Regions from separate parts of the Mus musculus genome. Here regions 2 and 3 are each linked to region 1. A link is a loop called in an ENCODE intact Hi-C map of the cell type or tissue named here. Cell type or tissue: left cerebral cortex. All regions are shown on one strand.

Region 1 (5,000 bases):
CCCTCCCCCTCAACCCCTGGTAACTTGCTCCAACCCTGATACCACCAAGAGCACTCTCGGCTTCTGTTAGTTTGACTTTTTAAGCATCTCATGGAAAGCAGGAGTGTAGAGGGCGAGGCTCTGGGTTCCATCTCCAAGGTCACATACGCTTGAGTGCACACACTCATGCACACACACACACACACATGGAAATGGATATGGATGCATACACATGTGTGTACACATGCACACAAACACACACTGCTGAAATCATGCAGCCCTTGTCTTGGGACTTAGTTCAGTCTACTGTCTTCCAGGCTCACTGCCACGGTGGCAGATGACAGGGTCCTCTAAGAGTCTACTGTGTATAACACATTTCATCATCTGACAATATGTCTCTACCTGTGATGCAACAATGTTATATTCTTAATGAACCAGATAAATTTAGCTCTGTATGGAGAAGCCGGGGGGTGGGGGGAGTGGGGATTTCCTTAAAAAGTAGCCCTGGGATCACAAACAATGGAACCCAAAAAGTACAGGTCTCCCCCACCCCACCCCCAAATTTCTAGAGTTCCCACCTAAGCCCTGGGAACAGGCTACAGGGCAAAGTGGGCCTTAGAAGGTCTTGGGACACATTGTAGCATAGTTTTAAGTTCCAAATCCCCACATTTCATCCAGTCTTGACCAGGTCTCGAGAGTCAGACTTGCTGTCCCACTGAGACCAGAAAAGCCCCCCAGAAGAAGCTCAGATGCCCCTCCAGGCTCCCTTAGAAGAGTTCCACCTGCTCCCAATGCCCCATCTTCGGGCCACTTAAAAGGCAGCATGGTGGCACAAGCCAGCTGTCACTTAGGCACTTATGGGCAGAACCGCGGAAAAACCAAACCACTGTTATTACACTTAATAACCAGTTTCTACCTCATCAACTCATTGGCGTCTGACAGGCGCTGTTAGGGTGCCAGCGCCTTTGGCCTAACAAGTCAGCCCTGGAGGGGAGGGGCCACCATTGGAGTTGACATCAGCCTCCTTCCTCTCCTGCCCAGTGCGGAGGACACCCACCCCAGGGCAGCTGAGGCTGGCCTGCCCTTTGCCCCACATGCTCAGAAGCCAAACAACATCACCAAAGCACCCAAATCACCCAGACAGTGCCGCTGGGGTGGGAGCCACAGGGAAGGGCTCAAGCAGCTAAACAAAAGCAAGCAGGGGGCCTGACAGGTGCCTGCTGTCCAGGGTTGGACACCTGTTTGGATCCCAGCCTGTGACAGTGTGGCCCGTAAGTGATGTGTTTCATCTCCGCAGCCCCACTTTGTTCATTAATAAGAGTGGATGCCTCACTGGAGTGTGTGCCTACACCAGCCCCGCCTCACCCACCCCCACCCTCAGAAAAAGGCTGTGGCGGGGGCTAGGGCTGGGGCTGAGACGATAGAGCGCATGCCTAGAATGCATGAGACCCTAGGTATAATCCCAGCACCTCTGGGTATGATTCCAGCACACCTATAATCTTAGCAGTTGCAAGGCAGGGGCAGGGCGGGGCGGGGCGGTGGGCGTGGATAGAGACAGGAAGAAAGGGTTCAAGGTCATCTTTGGTTACAAGTGCGTTCAAAACTAGTCTGGTCTACATGACTCTGTCTAAAACAAACGGCAAACATGCAGATGATGAGAGCCAGGGAATGCTGAGAAGTAAGAACTAAGAAATACTTCTTCTTGGCTTAGTCCAAGGAGGTGGGCTCAGGGCTATCATTAAAAGAGAAACAATCAAACCTGCCATTATCGTCATTGCTCTCTGTTTAGAGATGGGAAAACTCAGAGAGGCTGAGTAATTTACCCAAAGGTAACCCAGCCAGTAAGTGGTAGAGCTAGACCTGGCAGGTAGGCAGAGAGAACGGAGCCACGTGTCATAGCCTTCTCTGTCCCTTCTGCCTCTGTCCTTCCCCCACAGGATTAGCTAGGGTCTCTGGGCCCGCTCCTGCTTTGCTCTGCTCTGATACAGCAAATAACCCTGGAGGTTTAGGGGGCAGTGTGGGAACTCCAGTCTGGGCTGAACTCTTGTCAGTGTGCAGCGATTTTACCTGTCGCTCTGTATGGCGGCCTCAAGAGCCACATGTTCAATGGAACCAGGCCAAAGCCATAGCGCCCACCTCCAGAGCTTTGAATAAAAAAGGGCAAACCCTTCCTGGGCCCAGCACACACACCTGTCCACCTGCCGGCCCTGGTCCTGCCGGTGTCTGCAGTGCGGGCTGGGAGCGGTGTAGTGCCGCCATCTATCGGCCCCTCACGGAATTGCTTCCCAGCTGCCAGGCGGGGCAGCCGGGTCCCAGCGCCGGTCCTAGGGTCCTACCAGGTACCTGCAGCCTGCCTTCTTCCCGGTGCACCTGTCCTATGAGTTCCCCCGGGAGAGGGACACTCAGTGGTCACAGAAGGCATCCCTAAGACACCAGTCGCGCGCAAGGACCCACAGAGGGCCCCTTGGCCTTTGGAGATGGCATGGTCCCAAAGTTCCAGGGTTCTGAGGTTCCCTGGGTGGGCAGTGAGCCAAGCACAGGGCAGAGACAGGAAGGTGAGTCGAGAGGGAATCACAGGCTTTTACCAGCTCAGGCCCGTGCTGCCCCTGAAAAGTGGACGTGGGAGTGATGGGTGTGTGTGTGTGTGTGTGTGTGTGTGTGTGTGTGTGTGTGTGATGTGTGTGGTATGTGTGTGTATGTGTGGTTTGTATAGTATGTGTTGTTTGTTATATGTGTATTTTGTGTGTGATATTTGTGTGTGTGTGTGTATGGTATGTATTGTGTGTTGTATGTATAAATATGTGTGTACATGTGTATGTGTGAATGTGTGTATGTACATATGTGTGTTTATGAGAATGTGTATGGTGTGTTTAATGTGTGTGTTTGGTGTGTGTTGTGTATGTGTATTACATGTGTATGTGGCATGTGTACATGGTATGCATGTAGTGTGTGAAGTATGTGCATTATGTGTGTATACATGTATATGTGTGTACATGTGTGTACATATGTGGACACTTTGTGTGCATATGTGTGTCTCTGAATGTGTATTTATATGTATATGTGTAGATATGTGTACATGTGTATATGTATGTGTATGTACATGTGTCTGTGTACATGTGTGTACAGGTCAGAGGTCAAATCTGAAGACTTCTTTAATCACTCTCCACTTTGCTTTTCTGAGACATTGTCTCTCACTAACTCTGGAGTTGTTATGCTTAGCTAGACTGGGCAGCCATTGAGTCCCAGCAATCCTCCTGTCTCCACTTCCTTATGACTGTACTCCTGTAGCTGGCTTTTGTGTGGGTGTGGAGATCTGAACTCGCGTCCTCAGGCTTGCACTTTACTGACTGAGCCATCTCTTCCCCTACCTCTTGCTTTTCTTTAAGCTTAATTAAAATTCCCTACATTTCTACAATGCCCATCTGGAAATATAATTTCTGTTTGTAAATCTGTCTGAAGGCAAATTTGCTTTTAAATGGAGACATAATCATCTTAGAATAGAAAGGGACGCGTTCTTGCCCAGATGAGGAGAATTGGCTCAGAGACATCTCCAACGTGGCAGCAGTAGCTGGTGGCCAAAATGAACTAGAACTTCCCATGAAGAAGGGGCCTCTCTTGAAAGAACAGCAGGGTTCTCCCTGACTCTGACTGGAACTGTCACCCACAGCACCTGGTTTTCTGCTTGCAATCTGTCTCCCACATTAAGTGTTGCAGGAAGTTCACAGTCCTATGTGCTAAGGTGGTCTCAGTGTCTGTGGTCGCACGCAGGAAACTTGTCCGTGAACACATGTTGTATAAGTGAATGAATGACTTGGGGAGTGCTCCCTGGAGAGTGTGAGGCCCGCATCCCTTTTTAAAGGGCAGTGCTATAAGCTGGAGACGTGCTCACCCAGCATGCACAGGGTTCAACCCCAAGCATTGCATAACCAGACATGGCGGCACACCCCTGCAATCCCAGCACTTGGGAGGTGGAGGAGAGGGTATCAGAAGTTTGAGGTCATCCTTGACTACATAGTAAGGTCAAGGCCAGCCTGGGCTACACGAAACCCTGAAGAAAGAGAGAGGCGGGGAGGAAAGGAAAAAGAAAGGAAAGGAAAGAGAAATGACCACTATGATGAGAAGGCAGGTAGCATGAGGGGTTGAGGGATGGCCCAGAGCTGATGCAGTGCAGATGTGTGATCGGGTACTTGTAAGGGAACTGAGATCAACAAAACAGCATGGACCACCCTCCTCTCTGTCCAGTTTTCTGAGCTATGCCAACCCCTGGTTCTGGTTCCTTGTCTCCACCTGAGAATGGGACAGAAGCTAGGCAGATCCCGCTCTAGCAACCAGAAGGGACTCACTGGGGTCATCAGGCCTGGATGGGCGAGAAACATATCCTGAAGTCCCCTTGTCCCTGTCTCCAGGAGACCTTGAATGCCATCGTAACAGCTCAGTCTCCCAGGTGTTTAATCTAGAGACACACAGAGAGAAAACTCTAGAAATAGTAAAGCCAAAGCAAGAGGGCAAGGAGGCCCAAATGAGTACAAGGTCTCATTTTTAGAGACCTCTGGAACATCTCTGTTACTCTAGAAACATAAAGATGCATTAAGCCAATGGTTCTCACTTTTCCTAACACTGCAACCCTTTAATACAGTTCCTCGTGTTGAGGTGACCCCCAGCCATAAAAATTATTCTTGTTGCTACTTCATAGCTGTAATTTTGCTTCTGTTATGAACCATAATGTAAATATTTTTGGAGATAGAGGTTCGCTGAAGGGGTTGCGACCTGCAGGTTGAGAACGGCTGCATTAAGCTGTAATGACCACACTGAACAACGGAATCCACCTACTGTGTCTAAGTACAGACATCAATGACTAAAAGAAAAGTGATTTTTTTTTCAGCAGAGGGAATAGCTAAATAATTCCTGAACGAAAAATATTAATAATTTGTCTGGAAAAGTCCCTCAAAAGGTTCCTAGAAGAAGCTTTTTGTTACAGATATTACCAAATGCTATCTGTCAAGGAGTCCAAAAGCCCTGTG
Region 2 (5,000 bases), 420 kb before region 1:
AATCCAAGATAAGGAATGAGATGGTTTTACACATCTGATCAGCATTGATCTTTCTTTAAAGCTCACAAATTGCACCTCGCTTATCACCCAGATGACAAAGTAGACGATTCTCCCTTTGCATGGCTAGCAGGTAAAAACCTATACAGTTTTATCTATCAAAGTATAAACTGTGCATGATTGCTCATTTAATAGTTCTCGAATTTACCCTATGGGAATAATTGCCTAAGTAGGAAACAGTATAAGTACAAGAATGTTTGTGAAAGCCTTATTTGTAACAGCAAAATTTTACTTACACGCCAATCAATAAGAGAGCAATCCAGTAAAGCATGAGACATACAAGGGAGAAGTAGTACGCAATCATTAAAAATGATAATGTGGTTCTATACTTATTGACTCGGAGAGATGTCTTTGACATTTTGTGTCGTAAAAGGGAGGGGGGGAAAACAGATAACAGAGGAGCCTGCAGAGCTGACTTCCTTCATGTGTAGTCACATGCACAGATCTGTATGCAAAACGCCCAAAGCGTTACCGGCTTAGTAAGAGGGGCTTAAAGGTTGATGTCTGGCTAGAGTGGGTGGGGGGCTGTGGGGACAGCATTGGGCCCTCACTTTGAGTCTACAATTGCTAACCAACCATCAGGGCTTCTTTTGTTGCTCAGGAGGTAGGTTCATTTAGGAAAACAAAGGGGAGTCTGGAAACCCCTCAGTCTGCCGAAGCTATAGACCAAAACATTAACGATGATTCTCTCTTAGATGCGGGGCTTGAGTTGTTTTAATTTCCACTTTAATCTTCTGGTTATTATGTAAATACTTTACAGAACAGTAAAATATTTTTGTACTGTTTGTTGTTTTAAAGACGCAAAAGCCCTGGGACCTTTTGCATTTGGTTTTTATTGATCCTCACATAGCAGAGATTGCTGCAGCCTTTTGAAGTTCCCTTCCTCCAAGAACTTTGGACCTCTTAACAGGTGCAAGATGTCTGGGTATGTGCAAGAAAGAGGAGGTTCCATTCGGAGTCTACCTACACAACATCCCACCACTACCTACACAATGCTCCTCATGCTGGACATCCAGCCACTATCAGAAGGACAGTAACCCTGACCTATTTTTGGGGGGTTTGGCAACTCCACTACCTTCTTCTTGCTTTTCTTTCGTTGGTTCTGATTCTGCATTTAATGCTCCCCAAATATGGAAACCCCTACCACCACCTCCATCCCTAACCTTGACTCTCAGTCCTAGCAGTCTCCTATCTGACATCTGACTTTGCTCTCACTTCCATTTTGGACTTTGCAGTTCTTTGGCAATTTTAGAACAGCTCCAATATAACTGCAACCTATCCTACTCAATTCAACAGTTCTTGTACCAAGTTCTCATTATGTACACAATCCCTGGGCTGCCCCTTTGGGACATGGAAACAATGATTCTGAGTCCCCATTCTCGGGGTTTGAGGGAGGGGTGCTCAGTATGTCAAAAGCCACAATAGGTTGGTCACAATAATGTCATGCAAATGACACTGTAAAGATTGTAATTGCCAAGCCCTGCTATGGACACTTTGCATATCATCTCATTTAACACTCTTGTTATTACCTTTAACACCAGTGTCATTATTACACCCATTCAAAGACCAGGAAACTGAGGCACAGGGCATAACTTCTTCAAAGGAACCAAGGAATGAATGGCAGGAAGATCAAGATTGGAACCCAGGTCATTTGGCTCCTAGAGAATCTGGGTTTTAGTATCAAGTTCCAAAAAGCAGAACTGCTGAGCACTGTGTTGGGCATGCATCCAACAAGCTACGGAAGCTCTGCAAAGCGAGGTGTGAGCTCTTCTGGCTCAGACTCTTGGCTTCTTTCTGTATGTGGATGTGGGTGGGTGGGTAATGTGTGTGGGTGCATGCTTGTGTGTGTGTGTGTGTGTGTGTGTGTGTGTGTGCGCGTGTGTGTGTGTGCTCAGAAGAGCACACACGTTTGTGTCCATGCAGATGAAGGACAGAGGACAGCTCAGAGTCGTATTCTTTCTCGGGCACCATTCACCTTGTTTTTAGGCACAAGGTCTTTCACTTGTCCTGGGATTCACCAATCCGGCTGGGCTGCCAGATTAGCAAGCTTCAGAGATCTGCTCTCTCTGCTTATCCAGCTATGAGGAGGCAAGCGCCTATCACCATCCCAGGCTTTTTATATGGGTCCCGGGGATGAAACCCTGGGCATTTCCTGGCTTAGCCATCTTCTCAGCCATGATTGTTAGCTTCCTTAAACAACACCCTTTATGCCACTCATCTGTTCAACCAATGTCCCTCTGGGAGGGAGCTGACCCAGACTCTGCCCATACCACTTCAGATCCCGCCAGTTATATCTGGGTCCGTACGCCAGGAGATGAGGTGCACAGAGCACACCTAAGTTCAGAGCTATCCCAGTTGTCTCTGAGCTTTGTCCCCTCTGATGAACACGACCCTACAGACATTTTGTGTCCACTGGTACGCCATGCCTTCCACAATGAAGGTGTCCCAACGGGGCTTTGTTTAAACTAAATGTTTGCAAATTGAGTCCCATTTAGAATGTACTGGAATGGCCACCTGATAACACAGTAGCACTCACTAGCACTGGGTGGTTCTCTTGTACTGGAAACTTTCTTGCGATAACCATTTAATTCTTAATACGCCTGTGTAAGGCAGAGATGACGAAGAAACTAAAACCTTGAGAAGTCACCACACTCGCTCAAGGGTCAGCAGCTAATAAGAGGCATCTGACTCTTAAAGGATCACTTAAGCCAGTTTTTAAGCAGACTCTGGAAGAATCAAGTTTTCCAAGCTTTGTCATGTTTTCTGAAAAGAAGACGGACCACACTTTCTTGGAGCAATCTTCAGACTTTATGCGAGGCTGAGAAGAAATCTAAGTGTTTGAGAGGCTCTGGCAACTTCTAGGAAGGAGACAGTAGATGGGGCTTACCAAGGTCTTCCAGCAGGGGGCTCTCTAGAGCTGCCCTGCCAGAACTAGGGACCAAATGAGCGCTTCTGCAGTGTCAGTGCCTTCATGGTCCAGCCACGAAGTCTGGCTGGTAAAGACAGCTGTGTGAAACCCCAGGATAGGGTCTCTAGGAGCATGGGCAGTCGCTAAAAGGGAGCTGCATAAGGGCGGCTCACTCTCTGTGATACGCCGCTTCCGTAGTCATAAACACTGCAGCTGAAGATTCCCATGGGGCCTTCCTAATGGAGGAGATGGATACACTCCAGCGCAACCCGCGGGGTTTCACGCGCAGCTCTGACTAAACTCCCTATAAAATCAATCCCGCCTTTTCTCCAGCTGTGACAGGGTGTTCTAATATTAATCCACTCTCCTTGTAGCCCCCCCGTACCCCCACCCCAGCAAAGGCTTTAATGATCTTTAGCCAGGCATAAATAAGGCCACATATTCAAGCAGAGAACGCCTGCGCGGAGGAGACTGCTTCCTTTATTCAGCACCACAGCGGCCCCTGTGCCCCCTTGAGCAGCTTTCTTCTCTCCCACGGGTGGGGGCTGCAGAAGAGGCAAGCCCCCGAGGCGGGATGGATGGATGGGAGGGCCAGGGCTTCCCAAATTGTTCCATTGGGACCTCAGTTGTTTGCTCTCACTCCTAAGGGTCCCCTGGATGCTGCCTGGCGCTAGCCCCTCAGCTTCTAGCTCTGCTTCCTGTGTCTTGGGCATCTCCTTGGAAGCTCTGTTAGCTTCCTTCTCTCCTAAGAGGAGCTGGGTCTGGAGAGAGGCTCCTAGCAGCCAAGGGAAGAAGGGAAAGTGCTCAGAGATAAGCAGACAGGTAAGGGAAGAGTCGGAGGTGCAGATGCTGAGGTGAGCAAATAGCTGAGTTGTTGAGAGGGGCTAATCGGCAAAGCCTTCCGCCTCCTATCTCGGGACCCTCCTCTGAGTCCTCACGGCCCAGTGGTGTTTATGTGAACCAAGCAGAAGCCCCCGTACTGTCTTTGGGGAAGCTCTGGGGGCTTATTTTCTAGCAGGGAGCTGTTTTAAGAGTTGCAGGATCAGCTGCCCTCTGCATAAGCTAGCTAGCTGCCTGGCTGCATCTAAACCCTTCCAGCAAACTCCTTCCAGCGACAGCAAGCCCAGAGCCTAGTCAGAGTTTACCTTCCGACTTCAGAAAACAATCCAAACGGTCCCAGGGCCATTATGCAGGCATACAGCTAGCTCTGCAGAGGGGCAGATCCTTAGCACCTCGGAGTGAAGGGGGTCTGATGGCTCCAGGTTCCCCTATAGTCTTAATGGTCTTAGACTCCTGGATGATGTCAAGGAAGAATGCTAGGCCATTGTACTCTCTCAAAATAACCTGGTTTGTTAGTTTGTGTCACATTACAACAAACATTTTGCCCAAGAAAGCAAAGGCAGAGAGGGCATCGCTACCAACATCAACCCATGGCTGTATTTGAGCATCTTTCTTCTTTCAAGGGTTGAGCTGTGGCTTTGGACTTGCCCCCAATGCCCTGGAGTGATCTTTTGCCTGCAAAAGTCCCATTGTGAGGTGGAGAGAAGGCTTATGGGGTCTTGGGACTGGTCCTTAAAGCTTGTTCCTTCAAGCTTGTTCATCTACAGGAGGAGATGATGAGGTCATCGCCCTGGGGTGATGGTAAGGCTTCCTGTTTTAGTTACAGCATAGCTTTCACTTACTCTTTAACAATTTCAAACATGTGTCTTGATCACATCCACCCTCAACTCTCCAGAATCAAATGTGGTTGTTCCACTAAACACACATGCTTTCTAGATATTTATCTGTATGCCTATAGTGTCGTGCCACGACTTTGGCCACAGAAGCCTCTCCCTGCAGTAGCAGTTAATACTCACAACTATCAGGGGGCTGAGAACAAATGACTCTTGAGCACTTAACCCTAACCGGGAAGTCTGTATCAATCCACTAACCCCAGTCCCACTGCCCCAAGGCTCAGGAAACATGGAAGAAAAGGTGGGCACAAGGTAAAGAGCCAGAGGATGGGAGGGATGCAGTAAAATGTTGTCTTCTAGAC
Region 3 (5,000 bases), 180 kb before region 1:
AAGACTTCAGCTCTTTAGAAGACGTTTTTGAAGCCACTAGGGTAAGGCAGTGGACTCAACGCTGCCTCTGTGTGATGCAGTAAATGACAGATTCTTTTCCCATGAGAAAGACTGGAAGAACATTGTAAATTACAAAGGAAGTAATCAAACAGCTGAAAAGTGTGGAGAAACAGAAGATGCTACATGTAGGGTAGGGTGGGGACATGGGGGTGGGGCAGAAGCATCATCCAAAAAGTAAGACAATACACACCGATAAGATACATCTGTTATAAATATATGTGCCCCCAGGTGTTGCTGCACTCAGTTTCATAAAACAAACATCATTGGTCATAAATAAAGAGATAGGTTCAGATACATTATAATAAGTACTTCAATATCTCACCCTCATTAATAGATAGATCATTTATTTTAAAAAAAATCAATGAGAAGCCTCAGAATGCTCTAATCTTATTAGGAACACTGGAGTTTTCTCTAAAATAGACCACATTTTAGGCTAGAAAGCAAATCTTAACAAACATTTAAAAAGTCAAAATCATTTATTTTATCTTGTTAGAACACAACAGAATAAAGGTGGAGCTAAGTAACGAGAGAAACACAGAAGCTGTGCAGATACACCGAGATTTATCCACAGACTCACGGGCGACCAGTAGGCCACTGAAGAAATCGGGGGGGGGGGGGGTTAATTCCTAGAATTAAATGAAATGAAACCACAACTTATCCAAAACTTTTGGATGTAGGAAAGGCGATTCTAAGAGGAAAGTTAATGGCCATGAGTTCTTGTATTAAAAACCAGATGGACCTCGAATAAGTAACTTAAGAATATGTCTCACTGACTGACAAAAACAAATTCAAAAATCAGTAGATAGAAAGAAAGACTACGGATCAGACTAAATGAACAATACGGAGAATTGATGAGACAGAGATGGTTCTTGAAGATGGTAACACCAGGGATAAACCTGTAGCCAAACTAGTCAAAAGGAAGAGACAGAAGACCCATTCTAACGAAATTAAAGACGAAGAACAGACACTGAGACAGATACCGGTGGGGTCCAGAGGGTTAGAGCCAGAGAGACGGCTCCACCATGAGGAGCACAGAGTGCCCTTGCAGAGGCTCCAAACTCGTTCCCGGCGCCCATATCAGGGGGCTCACAACTGCCCCTAACAGCACCCTTAAAAAGCTAATGAAGTAAAATTAATGAAGTAATATAAAAATAATTTAAAATACATTTTCAAAGAAAAACTACCACTGAATACTGAGAAAAATCACAGAAGATAACAGTAAAGACTTTTGATCCAAGCTGAATTAAAAGCTTTAAAAACATAATAAACAACAGAGTTTATTTTCAAATAAGCAAAAGGAGTTTTTTTCTCTTTTCTCTTTTCTCTTTTCTCTTTTCTCTTTTTTCTTCTCTCTCTCTCTCTCTCTCTCTCTCTCTCTCTCTCTCTCTCTCTCTCTCTCTCTCTTGTTGTTGTTGTTTTTTTCTGAGACAGGGTTTCTCTGTATAGCCCTGGCTGTCCTGGAACTCACTTTGTAGACCAGGCTGGCCTCGAACTCGGAAATCTGCCTGTCTCTGCCTCCCGAGTGCTGGAATTAAAGGCGTGCACCACCATGCCCGGCAAGGGTTTTTTTTCTTGTTGTTTGTTTCACTGCTTGGTTTTTGTTGTTGTTGTTTGTTTGTTGGTGGTGGTTATTTGTTTTGTTTTTGAGACTGCGAATCACTCTGTAGAGAAAGCTACCCTGGAACTTGCTGTGAAATCTGGCCCTCCTTGACACATGATCCTCCTGTCTCCTCCTCCTAAGGCATGTGCTACCAGGCTTGCCTTTCCAAATGAGCAGATTTGAAGACACCTCATTAAGGACGTATGTGAGAGGCAAGTGAACACCCAATCAGATGGTCATTACTGAAGTGTAATTAAAAGTATAATGAGATCCCACTATATCACACCATAGAACACCAAAGGTGTGTAGTAACCTCTACTGGAAAGTGATTCCCCACCTGGGACCCCAAAGTAGCTCAACACATGGTGAGAGCTTGGCTTTAACTCCTTACTTATCTGATTCAGCTCATCACCTTAACACTGCATCCAGCTGTTAACTATTCAAGGAGGGTCTGTCCAAACACTGGTGATGTCAAACCTGTCCCACGCCCATCTAGGCTGGAGGCACAAAAGCAAGAGTAACTGAAGCAGCCGAGTCGGCTTTCCAATTCCTATCCTTGATTCCTAACAGGCACCCTGGCTTAGTTAGGTATTGCGTCCCACTCGACCGGCAAGAAAGACGCAACAAACCGGAATCTTCTGCGGCAAAAGCTTTATTGCTTACTTCTTCAGGAAGACCCTGAACCGGGAAAATGGCACTGCTTATATAGCCCGCAGCATGACGTTTCAGCACCTGATATGGCGTGACAGCTCCTGATTCGTTGCTCGCCCATCACCCCACTATTACGCCCCGAAAATAGGCAGTGACTAGGAGTGAGTTCACTCTCACACCTGCGTACAAGTCTTGTTTACTAGTTAGGCACAGCGGAGGCCGGCGCCATCTTATAATGGTGATTGCTAATGGCGATTGCTGGCGGCACGCACGCGATTGCTTGCGGCATGGCTCTCCACAGTTAGGGTTCCATTACTATGAAGAGACACCATGACCATGACAACTTTTATAAAGGAAAACATCTAATTAGGGCTGGCTTACAGTTTCAGAGGTTTAGTCCATTATCATCATGGCAGCTAGATGGTGCTAGAGAAGGAGCTGAGAGTTCTACATCTTGATCCATAGGCATTGAAAAGAAACTGCTATACTGGGCACAGCTTGAGCATAGAAGACCTCAAAGCCCACCCCCACAATGACACACTTTCTCCACCTTCCTCCCCCAAGGCCACACTTACCCCAACAGGGAACACCTCCTAATAGTGCCACTGCCGGTGGGCTAAGCATCCAAACACTTTCACATTATGGGGGCCATTCCTGTTTAAACCACCATACAACCTGAGATCTTTGGTCATTATAAGATTGCAGTCACCTTGGATTCTAAGAACAACAGAACCTCAAATAAAAAATCATCTGTGGTGAAGTAAATACCTCCCACATATGCTCAAGAGGGAACAATTGTCTCATAGGAACCAGATGTTAGCAATAAGGACTTCTAACTACACTGTAGGACGAGTTGAGATTAATAATCACCCAGCTTTAATCTTTCCTAGTTTGTCTGGAACCAGATAATCAATTGGATTTCATCTCTGTGGCTAGAACTTCAGTGCCAGGGACTCTATTTTGGACTGGTCATTTGGGTCTAGTGCCAAAGTTAGCTCCAGTCAAGGGCTCCTAGAGACCCTGTGTACCAGGACCACTCTTGTGGTCAGGCTCTTGCCTGGGAGACTAAAACTTCTGACATGCATAGTTAGGATCATTTGGAGTTTCTGCTCTCAGCGTGTCAATCACAGGTTGTGGGGTCTTTCTGATCAGACATTTATTTGAGTTTTTGTCAATCCAGACAAAGAGTGACCATTTGACATTTGACAGATGGCTGCATACAGACATTTAAAACTGTTGAGAGAATGCCACACTCCAGAGATAATATTCTCATGAGTGTCTGAAGGAAAATACCAAGAAATTGGCATTTGCTGCATACACCTAGGGTGTCTTTGAATCAAACCAAGCCAAATCAAATAGATCAAAGAACTAGCTGGGTGCAGAGCTTACCCACTCATCCAAGTGGATACTAGGTTTCACATCTGTGTCTCTGAAGAGGTTTTGTTTGCTTGATTTTATTTGGTTTTCTTTTCTTCTTACTATTACTTTTTAAATTTGTCATGTATTTATATTTTGATATAAAGTCTTCTGTATTGTATTTAGGGCTATGTAACAAAGGATGGCCTTAAACTTCGATCCTCCTGCTGAAAATATAGACATGTACTACCAAGCCCAGTCTTATGTAGTACTGGGGATCAAACCCAGGACCTCGTGCATCCCTGACAGGTACCCTACCAACTGAGCTGTATCTCCAGCTTACCGGAGATATTACCTCTGTGTAACAAGATCTGTCAGCAGCTTCCAAACATTCTCTTCATTCAAGCAGTAGGCTATCTCAGATGCCATGCAGGACTAGGATCAAATAAAGCAAGGAAAGAGAGCAAGCCATCTAACTGTTACAAAAGGACTGCTAGTAGAATTTGACTGGAAGATGCATCCTGAGTATTTCATTGTGTTCTCCTTGAAGCTACTACTTATGAAAATCTAACTACAGCATTGTTCCAACATAGGAAGGAACAAGCATGTGCAAGGAGAAATTGAGGGCAGGTCTCACATCCCAACTTCCAACGTATTAGGGAAAGAATCTATGCCAGGGAGCTGGCAGCTTCTGTCATTGGTTTTCAGTCTGAGCATCTCTGACTATGGGATCAGGTGTTTTTGTAACATCCCCCTGTGGTCCACACATCAGGCCTGAGACATCCCCTAGTCCCATGAGAGTTTTACAAGTTACATATGACATCAGTGACAGTGCAGCTTTTGTTCTTAGGGATTCATGGGAGAAGTTTGGGTTGCAGGACTATAGAATATACCATTTAGTCCAGTGCAAAGGTGGTGTCTTAGTTAAGGTTTCTATTGCTGTGAGGTCACACCATGACCACAGCAACCCTTATAAAGGAAAACATTTCACTGGGGCTGGCTCACAGTTTCTGAGGTTTAGTCCATTATTGTCACGGTGGCATGCACGTAGACATGGTGCTATAGGAGGATCTGAGAGTTCTACATCTTGATCCAAAAGCAGCAGAAGTGACTGTGAGCCCGACTGGGCATAGATTGAGCATATGAGACCTCAAAGCCTTCCCACATAGTGGCATGCTTCCTCCAACAAAGCTATACCTACCCCAGCAAGGCCATGCCCCCTAATAATGCCACTCCCTATGAGCCTATGAAAATCATTTTTATTCAAACCTCCACATGTCAATCACTAGCCTCCATGGGCTTATAGGCATATTATAATGCAAAATGCATCTAG

What was found. Hi-C counts contacts between places; a loop is a spot of excess contacts. Peaks named below come from ENCODE experiments on the same cell type or tissue, not always from the same donor. Only the 100,000 strongest peaks of a DNase experiment are listed, where the experiment ranks them.
Region 2: it touches region 1 in a loop (4-fold over the local background); 7 of 42 quality-filtered maps call a loop at or near these places.
Region 3: it touches region 1 in a loop (2.1-fold over the local background); 3 of 42 quality-filtered maps call a loop at or near these places.

Annotation. Positions count from the first base shown.
Region 1 is chr9:46,390,329-46,395,328 of GRCm38, reverse strand. The region is part of intron 1 of Gm31432 (a long non-coding RNA gene); the gene reads right to left. Among named protein-coding and RNA genes, the nearest start is that of Gm31432, 3.4 kb to the right of the region's middle. In left cerebral cortex, a CTCF peak has its summit at 2,249 (motif pointing left); a DNase peak (open chromatin) is centred at 2,226; H3K4me3 peaks cover 650 bases; H3K27ac peaks cover 464 bases.
Region 2 is chr9:46,813,131-46,818,130 of GRCm38, reverse strand. No RefSeq gene overlaps it. Among named protein-coding and RNA genes, the nearest start is that of Gm31614, 15 kb to the left of the region's middle. In left cerebral cortex, a CTCF peak has its summit at 2,958 (motif pointing right); DNase peaks (open chromatin) are centred at 1,810 and 2,974; H3K27ac peaks cover 293 bases.
Region 3 is chr9:46,572,979-46,577,978 of GRCm38, reverse strand. No RefSeq gene overlaps it. Among named protein-coding and RNA genes, the nearest start is that of Gm22659, 13 kb to the right of the region's middle. In left cerebral cortex, a CTCF peak has its summit at 2,724; no DNase peak of the experiment used is centred here.